Regions from separate parts of the Homo sapiens genome. Here region 1 is linked to region 2. Evidence: chromatin contacts called from ENCODE Hi-C or POLR2A ChIA-PET data. All regions are on one chromosome and are shown on one strand. Each heading gives the region's core, a stretch centred on a gene start or an enhancer-like site at or near the end of the contact. The rest is flanking DNA. Distances are from core to core; before and after follow the strand shown.

Region 1 (3,958 bases), core at 481-2,980, 79 kb after region 2:
CGGGCAGACTTTTTGTTGTGGTGGTGGTGATTTTCAGAGATTGAAACATTTAATCCATGCAAAGAAAACTACCTTCTTCATATGTCCTCAGTAGTTAAATAGGTACTCAGAACTCAGCATATAGGAAATGGTTCAAAAAACCTTGGGAAGAGAAGTGCAAGTTCAAGAATAAAGTTTGGATTCACACATGCTTTACCAACTTAAGGCAGTAATTAATTCACTTATGGTATTTACATGCCCCTCTTCAGATACTTATGGAGAACATGGGAATTTTAAATTCACAATTCAGTGCAAGATTTAAAATGATCTTCATTAGAATTTGAAGCTATACTCTAAACTGCTTTATATACTACCAACAGGGAGCCTCATTATGTAGTACTATATTTGGACTACCTTCTTTACATTTTGTAGCTGTAGATTTTGAATGTATTTCTGGTATGCTTAAGCAGAATCAAACAAAGTGTTTTAATCAACTCTATTAACTAACCAATCCACACAGTTGTGTGGCAAACGTATAGTCAAGAGACCTTGTGCTTCTTCTTTTCTGATGTCTTCAAAGGATCGGGGGAGAAGAGAGATCTGAGATACCCAAGCACAGAATGATAGCAAAGGATTGCAGAAACACCAAAGTGCTTCACTAAAAAAGATGATGGGAACAAAGAAACCGTCAGATTAAGCGGAAAATAGCTAAAATGATTGTGATTCTAAGTACAGAAGGTACTTCTGCATGCTCATTTCCTTGAGTAGAAAATAGCCCAATTTTCATAATGAAATTTGGAACAGGGGTAAGATATCTACCCATGGTATGTATTAAATGTTGATTGACTTGTTGACGGGCAGAAGGAGCTCACTAAATGCCAACCCAAAGTGAATGCTCAAGTGACAAAGAAGAGTGGAGGAAGGGGACAGAACATTAATCACCTACTATGTGCTTGGCACTTTACCTGTTACCAGTATTTCTTCCCAACTGCCCTATAACATGAGTATTATTATGAGAAGCAGAGATGCAGTTAGACTGAACAACTTGCTACAGGTCTTATGGCTTGTATGAAAGTAGAAACCAAATTTGAGCCCAGATGTCCAAAGCCTACACTCTTCCGAGCACCCACACTGCCTCTCTGCCTCCCTGACTCCCAAGTCTCAAAGGTGTCATTGAGAAAGGCAGAGAGCCAGTTGATTTAAATACAAACTAAAAACAAAAACAAAAACAAAAAGCAAACCCACTCAAGTATTCAAAATAACATAGCTGTCACAAAGTGAATTTCAAAAAGTTATTAATATGGTGGTAGGGAATCTGACATAAAGTTACCCAAAGCTTTTTTCTACATATGATAATGTATACTGAATCTTTAATATACCCGCTGTATTCATTATACCTTTGCTTTAACGAAACAATTTTTGTATGTCATGGCCTGAGCTGAGATGGGCAAGACTGCCCTCAAGCCATTTACACATTTGTGGGGAGACAAATAGGAATCAGATATTTTAAGTGCTGTGACAAAAGTCATCTCAGAATGTATTCTTTTTGGAGGAGATGCTGTTTCTATAAGAAAAAGTACCATGTATATTTCCTGGAAATGTAGAGGTAGAATAGCATGCCAATCACTATGACTATTTCTTTTTTCTTCTTTTTTTAAGTACTCTCCAAAGAGTAAAAAAAAAAGGAACGAATATCTCAGGCTACGGTTATTGTTTCCTCTTTTCAAGAATGTTTCAGCAAGGCCCAGAAACTGAAGTGCCTCCATCGTAGGGTTCCTGGCATCCTGATTAGTCACACCTTGAAACAGTCATAATCAGAATTTAGTGAGCGTTTTCTAGGCTCCAGACACTGTCTTTAGAATTTTGTGTAATACTCCCAAAGATTCTATAAAACAAATACTGCTCCCCATTTTTAAGCATTAAGAACCGAAGTTCAGAGTGGTTAAGAAACGCACCCAGGGGCACATGGCATGGAGAGTAAATGGCAGAATCAGAATGTGGACACAAATTTGTTTGGGTCTGAATCCTGTGTTCTTTTCATTATATCGAGTGTCTGGCCTCCTTGGGGAGGGAGGAGAACTGGGCTCCATTTGTTACAAGTGAATAGATCTAGAGATGTTATTGGAGCAGGAGTCTGGGTGGTGGAGATTGGAACATGAAACAGTGAAGCAGCTCGCCTTGCAGCCTCTAGCAGACAGCACATGCAGAGTATGTGGACCAATTCATAGCTTCTAACTTTCATCCTTAGTTGTGTAACCTCTTTGTGATATTAAAATAGTATCTTAAATTCCCATCCCATTCACCTCTCTTATGGCTGCTGTCCAAATCCTATTATTTAGGAACTTAATAATTTAAAATAGCTTGGTCTTTTTAGATTGTCAAAAACGGCCAGGCGCAGTGGCTCACGCCTGTAATCCCAGCACTTTGGGAGGCCGAGGCGGGCGGATCACGAGGTCAGGAGATCGAGACCGTCCTGGCTAACACAGTGAAACCCTGTCTCTACTAAAAATACAAAAAATTAGCCGGGCGTGGTTGCAGGCACCTGTAGTCCCAGCTACTCGGGAGGCTGAGGCAGGAGAATGGCCTGAACCCGGGAGGCGGAGCTTGCAGTGAGCCGAGATCGCGCCACTCCACTCCAGCCTGGGCGACAGAGCGAGACTCCGTCTCAAAAAAAAAAAAAAAAAAAAAAAAATAGATTGTCAAAAACTCTAATAAAACAGGAATATTTCACACATGCACAGACCCAATTCTGTGGGACACCCAAAGGCTAGCTCTTAAACTATGTCCTATCATCAGTGAAGAGGTAAAATCTAGACTGTTGAAAAGCACAATGCAAATATGAATTCCAATGAATCCTTGACAGTGCAACCTATGTGAAAATCACTATTCTGCTTATTATCTGTATCTATTAATAGACTTCAATTGTAATGATAAGGCAGACATTTCAATCAAATTTTTAGGTTGATAACTGACATAATGTTAAATTGTTGTTCTCTTTGGACAATGTAAATTCATTTCTGAAAAGGTACACATCTCTAAGTTCATTTCCTTAAATTCTAGGGCCTTTAAGAAAGGTAGACAACGTAGGAATATGCAGCTGTAATTTTTTTTAAGGCTACTGTTCCTTTAATGCCCAGCTGGTTCTGAGATGTAATAAAATTGACATATTGATTCCTTTGAATTTACAAATGCCTGTTTCATAAACTCCATCTCCAAAGCCTAGGCATCTTTAGAGCACTGTCATTTTTTTTCTCCAAATGGATCAATTATGTGCCCACGTAATCCTGTTACCTGTGAAATCCATGCATACTTCTCCCATTTGCTGCAGTTCCCAGGCGGACAAACTTGCATTATGTACGCATAAACAAACAGCGCATTTTCCTGATATTAGAGATTGTTTTCAAAGTGAAAGACAATCTCTGGGGTCCTTTACTCAGAAAAAGAAAAGAAAGAAAAAGCAAAAAGAAAGGAAAAAATGCCTATTTCTTCAAGAAGTAACCTCAGTGTATACACACACACATATACTATCTCTTGTCTACATGTGTATTTATGTTGACCACTCTGAATATTTCATTTAAATCACACAGTTTTGCTATGTTCGGTCCTTGAACTGCTCCAAGCAAGGAAATTCTTCATTTTAGTTAAACTAGTCTATGCAGGTTTATCACATTTTTTATTGCTATTTTTTCTCCTTTGTTGATAACTAGTTATTTAAGGGCAAATCATTCCCAAGACACCTTGAAACAATTGAGAAATGAAAACCCAGAGTGAACTGGGTTATAAAGTTTGCAGCTGTCTTATGGAAAGAAAAATCTTCAGTATTTTTCACTGCAGCACTTGACACTCTGGCTCTGAGTCTTCCTTAAACACACACAGAGTCCTTTATTAAAACAATTGTAGAAAACAAAAAGATTCTGCTTCTACTACATTAGGAGGGAAACGCCTCAGTGAACTAGGAGGCCTTTCCCGTGTCTTAAAT
Region 2 (3,435 bases), core at 68-2,567:
GGCCTAGAGAATTTTATCTGTATTCTTTTCAATTAAAAACTCAAAACAACACAGCTTTCTGATGGGGAAAACAAACATGCAGATTAAGAGAAAATATTTTGGAAGTGCCTGGAAACCCCAGACAACATCACAAGCAAAACAGCGCTTATTAAATATTTGTTGAATGAATGAAGGAGGCACTCAAGAAGCTTGAAATATCAGTTATTTCTTGTGGGAACACTTGCTGTGAAGTGAAGATAGCTGCTCCTAATCGCAAACAAAGCTAATAAAACAACAGCATTCATTAGCCAGGAAGTGAACAGGCTCTTCTTGGCGTTCACTGATTATAGTCTGAAAATCATCCCCCGTCTCACCTGCCAAGCACTACTTCTATTTTTCTCTCCTCCAAACCTATCTCTTTCTCCACCTTATTTTTAAAAACTCAATGTATGAAGTTAACTAAGAAATTAAAAAATAATGACTTCCCTGACAGATGTCTGACTGGCAGACAAAACTCTTCCAACCTATAAAAATGTGATAGATACAACCAAGAAGAATATGACATACTTTGTAATAGTATGATTCCCTCCTTGTTAAGTATTTAGGTACTAACTGAATTATCTGATAAACTGATTTTGTACAATTGATTAACATTATATATCCACTCAACTCTTGCAGAGAAATACGTTATAATCAAACTTGTATCGCTTCTGTTACTGATATAAGAAAGCTAACTAATTTAAAAGTTTTAATTTAAGCTCCATGTTAAGAGGAACAGGAGAAATTGAGAGTTATTAAACCAAGAGGATAGTGAAAGTAAAAAAAGTTCTTCTTTCCCCCACTTTCCCCTATGCTAACGATGCGATGCACAGAATTGATGGTTAAAGAGACTTAATTGCTGGCTAGGCTGCCAACCTTATACTAATATTATCAGTTTAGGGGAGTTACACCTGGCACCACTGTATTTCTTGCTGAGGCAAGATTTTCAGTCTAGATCTGGATCTTTACTTGGGGTTCAATTGCTCTGGAGACACCCAAAGAAGGATCCTGTAAACTTAGACCTAACTGGCATTTCTGTTCAATACTTGAAGCAGTGCCTCTCTGATTCCACCACTTCCCATCCTAGCTTGTACTCTGCTATTCTTCTCATGTATTTTGTGAGACATGAACAGGACTGGCTATATGGTTGGTGGGGCCCAGTGTAAAATGAAAATGTTGGGCCCCTCATTCAAAAATTGTCAAGAGCTTCAAGACAGCAACTGCAGAGCCAACCAAGCAGCCCTTCTCAGTGCTGGGCCCTGTGCGACTGTGCAGGTCCCAGACCCAGGAAGCTGGCCCTGTGTATGTTATCGTGAGGCAGGGCCCCCGAGAGCCTCCCATCCCATGACGGCTAGTGCGGTCCAGTAATTTTTTTGTTCATGCTTCCAGTAAAATTTCATTAGAAGAAAGGGCAGGGTGGGGTGGAGTTCAAAATTTCTAGCCTGATTTCCTCATTTAACAGATGTTACAACTAAGGTACAGTGAGGTTAGTGATTCATACAAAGTTGCACAAGTAATTTCTGGAAGAGCTGTATGTAGGATTTATGTATCCTGACTCTTCACCCACTGCTCTTTCTACTGCACCATAATGACTCAACATGAGAGAAAGAGGCAAGAAAAGAGAGAACCTCATCTTTTTAGTTTTTCATCATGCCTGACTTGGTACCATTTGAACAGGCCCTACATACTGAAACGATCACAATGACATTATAAGCAATTCTAAATAGCAACATTATTACACCATACAATGAATATGGGGGGAAGTCAGTTAAAATGCCCACTTCAGAGTGTATGTGTGTGTGTGTGTGTGTTTGTATATGTGTGTGTAGAAAATTTTTACTTTTTTTCTTTTTTTTTTTTAAATGTCCCCATTCCTCTGAATCCTAGACACTTGTTTTATTCTTACATTTTTTTTTTTAACTGGGTAATCCAGAGCTGGGTCTAGTGGGGCAAAGAGAACACATAAAAGTTTTTCAAATTCTCTGTTCAAGATGCTTATTTAAAATTTCCATTTAATATTTAAGGATTGTATTTCCTAATTTGACTGTTTCTAATTTGTAATCAAGTTTCTAAAGGCGCTCAATAAAGAATAACTTTCCATAGCACCTTGCAAAGGTGAATTTTTATTAGGTATTATTTTAACATCTGTTAAAATAGCAGGTATTAGTTATTAGTTAGCAGATATTAGATATTTTGTGGTTATAGTAAACAAGAAATGCCTCAAGCTTAACTTTGGACTAGAAACCAAAAAAGAACTTTATTCCCGGTTCATTTTGCTTTCCCATTTCACATATTACTCGTTATTTTCCTCCCATGCTTAATTATATCCTCCTACATGTGTTCCACTTCTTCAGACTAAATGAAACTGTGTCATCCCCTGATAATAACCCATCCCTTACAGACCTTTTCCACAGGGCCATTCCTGCTTTCATTTGTTATGACTCACAGAACAAAGAGGAAGGGTCAACAAACTCCTTAATTCACGCTACTGCTTCCAATCAATGTTCCTGTTTCGTCAACTCACTCATCATTTATTTCTTTGTTTATTTATTCATTAATTCAACAAATACCCTGGTTATGAACCATTAACACTGTATAAACCACTGCATCCTCTGAGAGGGATTATGGAGAAGAGCAGACCTAACCTCTACCCTCAAATTGTTTCCACTCTGTAGCTGTAATGGTTTGAAGTCGAAGTCGAAAGTCATCCATTTTCACCGTCATGTTTTAGGACATTGCCTGTATACTGCAAGCAAAATGACGCCTGTCCCATGATTACATTTCCCACAGGATGCCATTGCATTCTGGGAAACTTCATCACTTAATAGATAGTCCATGCAGAACCTGGCTTCACAGTGCTTAGGCTTTCTCTAATCCAGCAACATGGATGGCCACACTTGCTCCTGGGCTAACCCTGGGACAAGAACCAGAACCGCGAACTTTCGCTCTCTGATTTCTACTTTCTCCCCTTGCCTATCATCCAGTTTCTCATTCCCTTGAAACGTGTACTTCAATGTGACAATCAGGCCCTGAAAAGTTTCCTAGTCCCTTTTACCCATTCTGATTTTATTTACCTCAGTTCACCTTGGAACTTGAAATCATCACTTCCATCTCTGTCCCTTACACTTGTATCATTCTTACCCTGCTGAACTACGATCCAGTCCAATTTCTGGAGTATCAAACGTATCTTAAAAAAATCTTAAATAATAGTATAGTCTTGTTGCAGACTATGTTTTCAAAATGGGATATTCCTTCCTAATAATTGAATCTCCACGCATTGTCCACAGCAATTATTCTACATGTCCATGTCTCAAGATTCCAACTGTATTCCTATTCCCTTACTGCTGACTGATAGTCTCTTTTTCCTATTGACTTCAAAGAGTGCAACCCATACAGTGTGTATTCCTTGGATCATCT

What was found. Hi-C counts contacts between places; a loop is a spot of excess contacts on that map. ChIA-PET counts read pairs that join two places held with the same protein, here RNA polymerase II (POLR2A). Pooled maps may share reads with other maps.
Region 1: a loop to region 2 is called in a pooled map, with 7 times the contacts of the local background. The contact joins two enhancer-like sites. A Hi-C loop is called at or near these places in 2 of 168 maps with a recorded cell type or tissue (cardiac septum and heart left ventricle) and 5 of 50 pooled maps. POLR2A ChIA-PET finds 5 or more read pairs at or near these places in 4 of 52 experiments (BJ, activated CD8-positive, alpha-beta memory T cell, activated T-cell and 1 more).

What each region holds. Positions count from the first base shown.
Region 1 is chr2:144,491,506-144,495,463 of GRCh38, forward strand. All of the region lies in intron 2 of ZEB2 (zinc finger E-box binding homeobox 2), which reads right to left. Among named protein-coding and RNA genes, the nearest start is that of ZEB2-AS1, 26 kb to the right of the region's middle. Within about 2 kb of position 1,731, at least 2 of the 41 ENCODE cell types and tissues checked have a DNase peak (open chromatin) inside an H3K27ac peak, as active enhancers do.
Region 2 is chr2:144,413,139-144,416,573 of GRCh38, forward strand. All of the region lies in intron 4 of ZEB2 (zinc finger E-box binding homeobox 2), which reads right to left. Among named protein-coding and RNA genes, the nearest start is that of QTMAN, 82 kb to the left of the region's middle. Within about 2 kb of position 1,318, at least 10 of the 41 ENCODE cell types and tissues checked have a DNase peak (open chromatin) inside an H3K27ac peak, as active enhancers do.